Linked DNA regions of Homo sapiens: region 1 is linked to region 2. Evidence: read pairs that join two places in POLR2A ChIA-PET (ENCODE). Cell type or tissue: A673. All regions are shown on one strand. Links, peaks and the distances in the headings refer to the core of each region. The heading gives the core; the rest is flanking DNA.

Region 1 (5,372 bases), core at 288-5,287, 210 kb before region 2:
GACGTTCGATGCCACTCGGACGCCGAGGCTGCCCGGGTCTCGAAGAACGCGCACAAGGAGAGTCGGGAGAGCAAGGGCGCGGAGGGGAACCTCCCAGCCGCCTTCCTCAAGGAGCCGCAGGGCGCCTTCTCAGCGTCGGGCGCTGCTGAGGATTGTAACAAAAGTAAATCCAATTCCGCAGCGGACCCGGATTACTGCCGCCGGATCCTGGTCCGAGGTAGGGATGGGCAGGGCTGCCAGGCGCGTTCTTTGGGGTCGACTCCGGGGCCGGAGCTGCGCGCTGCCGCCGACACAGGCCGGTGGGAAGGAGTGCCGGCTGGGACTTGGGAGAAAGTTGTTGGCCCTCCCCGCCCCGAGTCCGGCTGGGGACAAGCGCCTGGGACTCTCCGGTGCGCTCTCCAGGGGCCTCGGCCCTCCACGCCCGGAGGGGCCCCGCTGACCGGGCTGCGGGGGGAGATGAGGGGCTGCGCGGGTGCGGCCGGGCATCGGGCTGCGGCCTCCGACCCGGGAAAGGAGCAGAAAACTCCGGGAGGAGGTGTGCGCGCTCCAAGGGCCGGACGACCTGCCGGGAGCCGGCCAGGGGACTCCCGCGCTCTGGAGGGCTGAGCGCACCCAAGGGGGAACGCGAGCCCCGGAGAACAGCTGCCGATCGCGGGCTACGGCCCTGCCAGTTAGTGCACTGGGCCGAGGACCCCACGGCCGCGATCGGTGCCCGACCGCTGCCGCCGGGAGAGGCAGCTGGGCTTGGTTACGGAGCCGCGGTTGCCGCTTTGGTGCTCTGCTCTGCCGCTCTCGGATGGCGCGGCGTGCACTTAGCCCCGGCGGCGGAGGCTGCGAGGCCGGGCCCCGGCCCGGCGCCGCCCCAGCCAGCAGCAGATCTCCGGGCCCGGCCGGCCCCGACTCAGTCCCTCCTCCTTCCGCCGCGCGGACTCCGGAGGGAAGGAGACTCGAGGGTGGGGGTGGGGACGTCTGGATCACGGTCTGGTCGGCAAGCCCAGAGCTGGGGCCCGCAGGACCCGGGCGGGGCGACAAGGGTACCCTCAGGCTACAGGGGACCCGGAAGGCTCAGCCGAGGCCCCCCCAGGCCGGAAGAAACGTCCGCCTATGTGGAATTGATTGGATTTTTTTCTCTCCCCTGTCTGGAGGACTCTACAAAAAGACAAAGTGTGGTCCCTCCTTCGGTCAGCGGTATGGAGTTAGGCCCCTTGCCCTCCACACAGTGTCTTTGCTACCTGGTTGTGGTCGCGCTCCGCACCCCGCCCCCCATCCCCAAAACTGCACGCTTCTGGGGACTGTGTCCCCAAATCCAGCTCGGGCCAAGGAGGTGGAGGGGGACGGGAGGGTTCTGGCGGCTGACATCTCCCCTTCCCCAGATGCCAAGGGGTCCATCCGAGAGATCATCCTGCCCAAGGGCCTGGACTTGGACCGGCCTAAGAGGACGCGCACGTCCTTCACCGCGGAGCAGCTCTATCGGCTGGAGATGGAGTTCCAGCGCTGCCAGTACGTGGTGGGCCGCGAGAGGACCGAGCTCGCCCGGCAGCTTAACCTCTCCGAGACCCAGGTACCCGGCGACCAGGCCGCACACAGTTCTGCACCAGCCTTCCTCCCCACCACCCCTACCTAGCCTGCTCTTCACCTCCTAACCTGCTCTGGACAGAACTACCCTTGGGAGGTGGAGGAGATGGGAAGGATGGGTAAGACAGGCCTAAGGATTCCTTCCCCTAGATAATACATCCTTTCCCCCCACCATTCCTGCCATCCCCAAATCCTCCAGGGCCCATGTTTTATCCACCTTGGCCTAGGCCCAGAAGGCCCCAAATCCTGTCCTTTTGGAATTTTTATTGTCCCCCGGTTTTGAGCATTTCCTTCGAGCTTCTGCTCTACAAAGAACTGACTTTTGCCCTTGTTTGGGGTACCCCATTTTGGCTAGATTTCTAGGCCCCACCCCTTGTGGGCCCACCCAGCTGTACTCAGCGTCCAGGCCCATTCTACAGGAGTGAGGCTAGATCTAACACCCCCTGCCCCAGCACCATGGGTGATTCCCAGGAATTAGGTGTACGCCCTCCTGGAGATCTGCCTGTGCAGATCAGGCTGCCCTGACCCTTAAAGGAAGGCTTTCCCCATTCTGAGCTGGCCCCAGCCCTGAGCACCTAGGAGACCCTGTCTTCTGGGCCAGTGATGTGTGAGGTGTGTGATGGGAAGGAGATCTAGGACCCAGAAGCCAGTACTGCTGATTGTGCTTTAGATCTTTCCCTTTACATTAAATCCATATGATGCCCCTTGGAGCTGGCCATGTGGGCTCTGGGCCCAGGAGAGGACCCAAGAACTTGCCAAGTGGCATGTCACCAGCTTGGCCTAGCTACGGCAGCCTTCTTTCTGAAGACTGATCCTTTTCCCCATGCCCAACCCTGAAGCAGGTGGAGAGCATTTTAGGTCCGGGATCTGGGCTGAAAGCTGAGGACTGACAGAACAGATAGGGGTGTTCTTTTTGAGTTTGAGTTGGTATGGTAGCTTTTTCTATTCTCTCTGCTACTACTCCTCTTAGTTTATAAAATCTAGATAGGATAGTCTTTGCCTATTGCTGCAAAACTCTTCTGGGCCACTGCTAGGCCTGCAGAGGGGCAGAAGAATGAGAGGGGAGGTTAGTGGGGAATATTCAATCCACCTCAGCCTCCTGACTTTCTCCCATGATTCCAAGTTCATGACTCAGACCAGTGGAGAGATAAACTAAGAGTATCACCAGACCCTTCAATGCAGCTATCTGGTGAGAAGAGGTGCAGAAATCTCGGTCTACATAAAGTCTCCCGCACATATTATTCTCCTGCAGCCACTTTCCCTGCTTGCTGCTAGCTAATGGTCACGTCTTAAGCAGGAAATGGTCCTTTGTAGCCTTCACCAGGAGTAGTGCTTCTAGGACTAAATCCGAGCGCATTGGGCCAGGGGCCTGGGTCCAGAAAGGCTGGGCAATACTCCCTCCCCGCCTCTCTTCCCACTTCCCTCTTCCTTCTTCCCTCTTCCTTCACCGCACCCGCACCCTAGGGCCTCACACCCTCCACCGGAAATTCCGGCTTTGGGACTGCACTGATTCACACATCTGTGAGCCCCAAACACCGCTGCGGGGTAGCGCGGAAGCCAGTGAAACCCTTTCCGGTCTTCCTTCGAGTTCCTGCCGTGGGCATTTTATTACTTTGTTCTGTGTAAGCGGCGCCTGCCTGGGCCTGCTTCCCTGACCCGGAAGCGCAGCCCGGTGGAGCAGCTGTGTCCCCCTCGTGGCGGCGCCAGCTCCCCCAGCAGCGCCCCGGCCCGGACCCCTCCGGCTGCTGGGTGGGGCTGCGGATAGGGCTGGGACTTGGGGAGAGCCCCGGAGCCGCGCGCCCCGGGAGCTCGCTTCCTTTGACGCTGGTCTTCCCTGCCCCTCTCTCCAACTCTCCCCGCACCCCGGCGCGCAGGTGAAGGTCTGGTTCCAGAACCGGCGCACCAAGCAGAAGAAGGACCAGGGCAAGGACTCGGAGCTACGCTCGGTGGTGTCGGAGACCGCGGCCACGTGCAGCGTGCTACGGCTGCTGGAGCAGGGCCGCCTGTTGTCGCCGCCCGGCCTGCCTGCGCTGCTGCCGCCTTGCGCCACGGGCGCTCTCGGCTCAGCGCTGCGCGGGCCCAGCTTGCCGGCCCTGGGCGCGGGCGCCGCTGCAGGCTCGGCCGCCGCAGCCGCCGCCGCCGCCCCGGGCCCAGCGGGCGCTGCATCCCCGCACCCGCCGGCTGTGGGCGGTGCTCCAGGTCCCGGGCCCGCCGGGCCGGGGGGATTGCACGCAGGCGCCCCGGCCGCGGGCCACAGCCTCTTCAGCCTGCCGGTGCCCTCGCTGCTCGGCTCCGTCGCCAGCCGCCTGTCCTCCGCCCCGTTAACAATGGCTGGTTCGCTAGCTGGGAATTTGCAAGAACTCTCCGCCCGATATCTGAGCTCCTCGGCCTTCGAGCCTTACTCCCGGACCAACAATAAAGAAGGGGCCGAGAAAAAAGCGCTGGACTGATTTTAAGTGTTTCCCTGTATTTATATTTATAGTATCTATTGTGGTGATATTTATGGACTCACGCGCATTAGGTGCCCAGAGCTCCTGCGCTGGGCTCCTGGCTCCCACCAGGCCTCTGACAGCTCTCCTTTCCCACTAGACTCTGCTACCAATTTCATCTCATTCGGGCTATTTTTTTTTTCTACTACCTTTCCTCTGAGATTCCTCCCCAACCCCCAACTTCCTTCTGAATCCAGGAGCGATCCAAAGAATTGGGAAAAATGCCCGAGTTAGTCAACCTGATGCCCTGACCCCGTGCCCAGCCCAGGAGGGAAAAGACTGGTTCTAACTCCAAAGCACAGGACGTTTGCTCTAGATCCGCGGCTGCTGCGGCTGCTGCCGCTGCCGACTATTCCTAGGAATATTTGAAAGAGGAAAACTGCGCGCAGACCCCAGGGGCTTCCAGGTTTCTTTAGACCAAAAAAGGAGGACGTTCCTTCCTCTTGCCAGGGAAACCAGGGCTTGTGGGAGCCCCTGGGCCCCGCTTTGCGGACCTCTCGGGATAGTCGGTACACAACACAGCTTCCTGGCGGGCAAATCCTGCGGTTTTTCTCCCCTTTAGGGCAACTCCAATCACAACCACCCCCGACCCCAGGAAACAGTAACAAACGTCGTAGTAGGCAACGACACTGATAAATTTGATCTAATCAGCAATAAAAGCAATTGCTACGTAAAACCAGATGAAGTGGAACCAGTTTTTAAATACTTCCAATGATGAAATTTGGAAGGTGTAAGAAAATTCAGGATACAGAATGCCCCACAGGGCAATGCAAAATTAAGGTTCTGGGTGTTGTAACTTTAAACAGGAATTTAATGGGGGAAAAGCAAAGGAAAAGGTAACGCCGCTAATCAAAGGAAATTCAGAATCTTTTCTCCGAGCCTGTTCGGGGCGGTGGCCGACAGCTTCCCACTCCTCCAGGAAAGAGCAAAGCGGCTGCCGGCGGTAGCCTGCGCAGCCGGCGCTTCACCCTACGGCCTCCCAGGCGCGTAGCTTCGGGCACAATTGCTCGGTTTGGAAAACGAGTCAGCACTCATTGCCTCCTCTCCCAAACACCCGGATTCACAAAACCCTTCCTGCACGCAGGAAACGTCTGGATTTCTGAGCAGTTCTTTGCGGAAGGGGAGGCAGGGACGCCGCTGGGTGGTCGGGCCTCCTCTAGCAGTAGTCTCGGAGTCCAGATAGCGTCTTGTGTGATTGATAGGAAAGACACTCCCCTCGCCTCCCCAGTCTTAGGGTTTCAGTGGTCCCAAATCAGAACACGAACCGCGACACCCTCTTTCCTTACCCTGCGCAGCGGCGATCGTCCC
Region 2 (5,372 bases), core at 71-5,070:
TCCCTTTCTTTTCTTTGACAAAGGAAAAACTGTCAGCCATAAAAGTCTTTTTTTTTTAAATAACTTATAGGTCAAAGAATTAGAAGAGCAACTAGAAAATGAAACACTCCACAAAGAAATACACAACCTCAAACAGCAACTGGAGCTTCTAGAGGAAGATAAAAAGGAATTGGAATTGAAATATCAGAATTCTGAAGAGAAAGCCAGAAATTTAAAGCACTCTGGTAAAAGCATTGAGTAGGCTACTATGTCTTACTATTAATCTTTGAATTACTCATGCCTAGTACAAAACCTGGCATATAGTTAGTCTAGAACATTTACTGAATGCTGTGGAAAAATACCAAGATTTGTTTTGAAATTCCTTAATTTCTAACCATTGCAATTCAGTAGAATAGCTGCTGTATTAAATAATTCAAAAATATTTAGACTAATTTTTTGGACTTAGAGCCCTTGTGAACATCATATACAGAATTTAGACACAGAGATACCGTTAGCCTAGGAAGACCAACTTTTCAGCATTTTTCAGAGCTTCAGAGATGAATGTTCATTATGTACTTTATTTTGTTCACTTAGAGTGCATTTTTAGAAAGAATTAAACTTTTTAAAAATACTGTCTTCATCTTTGGTGTTCATACTACCTTCATCTTTGGTGTCTAATAATACACATGAAATAATACTTTCTATATTGTACCTAACAATGAACTGGGCAACAATATATCTATTAAATGGAAAATCTTTAGAAACACCAGGGGATACTTAAATCAAAAGATTTATTCATTCAGTTCTAGAAGGCTTAACGGGAATGTGCGAGTTAGATTACTATACGGGCATATGTGTAAGTCTCTGTTGGAAGGTCGGTAATTTAAGAAGTCAGGTACATTCCCTTTATAATAGCTTCAATATTCACTTCAGATATTTTTGGTTAATTTTATACTAGAATTTTGAAACCTATGCAGAAGAACCATGTAGGCCTTTTTTCCTTCTAAAAGCATTCAGTGCTTTCTAATCCACAATGAAAATTGATTATAATTTATTTTTTAATTGATCCAAAATTAAGAAGTATTTCATTCTTTTTAGTGAATATCAGAGTAGCCTGTAGCCAAAGCCATCTTTATTATGAATAGAGGAGGCAGACACTGGAAATATATAAGGTTCAAATCTGAATGCCTTCTATTAATACTTATTATCTGCTGTGTGTGTACCCAGCCCTATCCTAGGAAACAATAAGAAATACAGAAGAAAAGAAACCATGCTTTTTGTCTTCAGAGAACTCAGATTCCCCTTGGAGGGATAGGTGCATGCACATAAAAAGACTAGAGGATTCTCAGTTTTGGAGAGCATAGCCCACACTGCCTATTTAAGTGTTGAGGGTAAATACAAATGGACAGATCCCTGAGGGTACACTCAGTCGGGGAAAGTGGAATGGCTGTGGATGGGGAGAGCTACCTCTGAGTGCCAACAGTATGCAGCACCTTTTACCCATTATCTCATAGGTATTAGCACCTGTGATATCAACTTAAGTTCAGTTCTTTGAAGTCAGGTGTTACGTCTCCTGTAGCACCATTCATAGGCACTTTCACATCATTGGTGCTTAGTAAAATGCCTTCCTCATGAAAGACTTGAAGGAATACGATACATTTCCAGAAATCTCTTCAAAAGAGCAAAAAGTTTCTGAGTTACAGATTTAGGAAGCTGAATCTGGTTAAAATCAAAGACTCTAGTATTTGCAGTTTTTGAAGGAAATTAAGCAGGGGAGAGAAGTATGCAGCTATTAAATTTCATTACTAAATGTCATCTTTAAAATTAATTCTTGGTCTGTACACTTTTAAAGTATTAACAATTTCTTAGTGTTTGAGTCATATACTTCGTTGTTAACAAATATTTCTTCAGCCTACTCCTTCCTACCCTTCAGCCATTGTTTTTAATTTTTTTCTTTTCTAAAGTTGTATATACAGCAAAAAGATAACATTTAATATTGATGGATAGGAGTCCTCTCTTGCATTAGCAATAGACTAGATAGTGAAAAGTTTAAAAAGGTCTGTAATTTCATATTGAAATTTCTAATTTTGCCTTAATAAAAAGAACTTACTTTTGAGAAAGGTTATGTTCTTTTTTTCACATGTATAAACAATGTTTAGTTGCTTATTTCAGCTCTCTTCTGAATGTTTGCTCTCTGTGCAGTTGATGAACTCCAGAAACGAGTGAACCAGTCTGAGAATTCAGTACCTCCACCACCTCCTCCTCCACCACCACTTCCCCCTCCACCTCCCAATCCTATCCGGTAAGCACATCCAGGAAGACTGCTCTGCATCAAATGTTCTTCTCCATCAGATTGTGCCATAAGAGGAGTCATCTTAAAAGCATGAAAGATACTAGCTGATGCTTCTCTTGGAAATTTTTCTAAAGGCCAGTGATATGGTTTGGTTGTGTCCCCACCCAAATTTCCTCTTGAATTGTAGCTCCCACAATTCTCACGTATCGTGGGAGGTAATTGAATCATGAGGGTGGGTCTTTCCATGCTATTCTCATGATAGTGAATCTCATGAGATCTGATGGTTTTATAAAGAGGAGTTCTCCTGCACAAGTTCTCTCTTCCCTGCTGCCATGTAAGATGTGACTTGCTTCTCCTTGCCTTCCGCCATGATTGTGAGGCCTCCCCAGCCATGTGGAACTGTGAGTCAATTAAACCTCTTTCCTTTATAATTACCGAGTCTCGGGTATATCTTTATTAGCAGCATGAGAATGGCCTAACAAGCCAATATATTATTCCCTTCTTGTAGTATACAAATTTCATTCAATAACATTAAGATTTCCTTTAATGGTAAGAACAAGGAATTTTGAGCTTTTCCAGAATGTGTTTACTTTTCTGTCTTGCTAATTCAAATTTGAAAAGCTGTGGTTTGTTCAATTATTTTAAAAATAAAAATACTAAATGAAAACGTAAACATGCTAATTGTTATAAACTAGTAATTAAACTAGAAGTATTAATTACTTTTATCCCTAACCTCATATTTATACCTTTAGTAATGCTAAGAGAGGAACCGTCCATAAGAAAGATAGATTATGTTTAAATTCTTGTGGCAGGAAGTCACATATGCAGACAGGAATTCGTATTTTCTGAAGCCTAAGGTGACATGATGGCATTATGTACATCACTTGAGCACAATACACACTAGGAGATTTAGAGTCAAATTTTGCCTTTTTTGTGGTTCCACATGCCACCATCTAGAATTACATAAGACAACCTCCTTGCCATGGTGACAGCTTACATGCTCATGTCATGATGTTAGCTGCTTTTGTATAATTTATTCTTTAACAAATGGCATTTTAAAACTTTTTCTAGGGTTTTTTTTTTTTTTAAACCTTTCATTAACTCATGTGATTTGTTTAATCCTTTCACACAGAGAGGCCATTTATTCATACTTTGCACCTTTGCTGATCCATCTGAATAGAATGCGTAGCATGTTCCTCCCACACAACTATGAAAATGGGACTTTGCCTTTTAAAAAGATTCTCATTAGTTTTCCTTACTGAGTAGGGTATGACATAATCTACTTTAAGCCATTGAAGTAGTTAAGGCAAAATAATTTTTACACGTGATCGATCCAAGAGTCAATTGAAAGAATTTCAGGTATTTTAAAATCTTTCTCTCCTGGGTAGCTAAATCTGTAGGAGATATTCTGGATTTGACATTTAAAATTGGAAATTCATCACTTTGATCTTTCTCTAAGGTCTGGGATTTTGAGCTGATAAGAAAGGTCACTTCTGTCCATGAAGAGGGAGAACGATTAAAAAGTAATTACAGTCTTGCTGTTGGCCTTTAATTTTTATTCTCAGAAATGTTGAGAGCCCCTAGAATTAAAAGTAAAGTATAACCTAAGTAGAATTTTTTTTCCCAAAGAGCACTTTACAGTTACGCTGAGAAACGAATGTTCAGGACTATTTGTGTCTCAAGTGTGAACTCTTTTATAAGGCTCTTTAAAGAAAATTTTATTGAATAATATGATTTTTATTTTAAGATGAATTTAAATAGTATAGGACATAATTTTTTAAAGAAAAGAGTTTTTTTTTTGTGAGGAGTGCTTTCTTGTCAAAGAGGTATATTTGCACATGTATTGAGTTTGAGTGGATTTTGAATTCACAAATCAAAGTTTTCTAACTTTGTTCCTGATCTATTTGTTTTATCCTGATGTAAATCATGGTTAGAAATGAAAGTGGGAAGAAAAAAAAAGACTAGGGCCTGTAGCTTAAGTGGCTTACTGCTTTTCCCTTCTCTTCCCACTCATTTGACTCCAAGAATAGATAGAAGAAAGAGGAAGAAGGCAAACCTTGGTCACTTTGTCCCAGTGGTAGTGAAAGTAGGACAGGTTCTATGCAGATATAGTTCATGGGGAGAGGGTTGAGGCTATTAAGTGCTTTTTTTAGAGAAACAGAACCAATAGAATGTGTATATCTATAGATACAGATATAGGCAGATATAAATACAGATTTATTATAAGGAGTTGGCTCATGTGATTATGGAGGCTGTCAAACCCCAAGATCTGTAGGGTGAGTTGGCAACTTGGACACCCAAAAGTGTCAATGGTGTGGTTCCAGGCTGAGTCTAAGGGCCTGAGAACTGGGAGAACCTATGGTGTAGTTTTATTCCAAAGTTTGACAGGCTCAAGACCCAGGAAGTGGCAGTGTTTCAGTTCAAGTTCGAAAGCAAGAAAAAGCCAATAACCCAGTTAGAAGGCAGTCAGGCAGGAGGAATTCCCTGTTAGTTGAGGGAGGATCAGCCTTGTTGTTCTAATTAGGCCTTCAAATGATTGGCTGAGGGCCACCCACCTCAGGGAGGACCATCTGCTTTACTCAGTCTACTGATTGAAATGTTAATGTCATCCACAACATCCTCATGGAAACACCAGAATAGTGTTTAACCAAGTATCTCAGGCACCCCGTGGCCCAGTCAGGTTGACACACAAAATAACTATCACAGTGGACATGACGAACACCTCTTGAAAAACTAACAGGTGAAGGCCGGGCGCAGTGGCTCACGCCTGTAATCCCAGCACTTTGGGAGGCCGAGGCGGGCGGATCACAAGGTCAGGAGATTGAGACCATCCTGGCTAACATGGTGAAACCCCGTCTCTACTAAAAATACAAAAAAAATTAGCCAGGCGTGGTGGGTGCCTGTAGTCCCAGCCACTTGGGAGGCTGAGGCAGGAGAATGGTGTGAACCTGGGAGGCAGAGCTTGCAGCGAGCCAAGATTGCGCCACTGCACTCCAGCCTGGGCGACAGAGCGAGACTCCATCTCAAAAAAAAAAAAAAAAAAAAAAAAAAAAATAGGTGAAAATTCTCCACTGAAATGTTCCATCTTGGGATGACACAT

Evidence for each region. Peaks named below come from ENCODE experiments on the same cell type or tissue, not always from the same donor. Only the 100,000 strongest peaks of a DNase experiment are listed, where the experiment ranks them.
Region 1: POLR2A ChIA-PET joins it to region 2 with 5 read pairs; 2 of 35 experiments call an interaction of 5 or more read pairs at or near these places.

What each region holds. Positions count from the first base shown.
Region 1 is chr10:117,132,661-117,138,032 of GRCh38, reverse strand. It overlaps VAX1 (ventral anterior homeobox 1), which reads left to right. Exons shown (of 3, transcript NM_001112704.2): 1 at 1-217; 2 at 1,374-1,561; 3 at 3,450-4,743. The coding sequence ends at 4,025. Among named protein-coding and RNA genes, the nearest start is that of VAX1, 2.9 kb to the left of the region's middle. In A673, for the core only: a CTCF peak has its summit at 3,252; DNase peaks (open chromatin) are centred at 922, 3,152, 4,462, 5,162 and 2 weaker places; H3K4me3 peaks cover 4,835 bases; H3K27ac peaks cover 5,000 bases.
Region 2 is chr10:116,924,701-116,930,072 of GRCh38, reverse strand. SHTN1 (shootin 1) reads left to right here. Exons shown (of 17, transcript NM_001127211.3): 10 at 71-224; 11 at 2,182-2,281. Among named protein-coding and RNA genes, the nearest start is that of SHTN1, 78 kb to the left of the region's middle. In A673, for the core only: no CTCF peak of the experiment used is centred there; no DNase peak of the experiment used is centred there.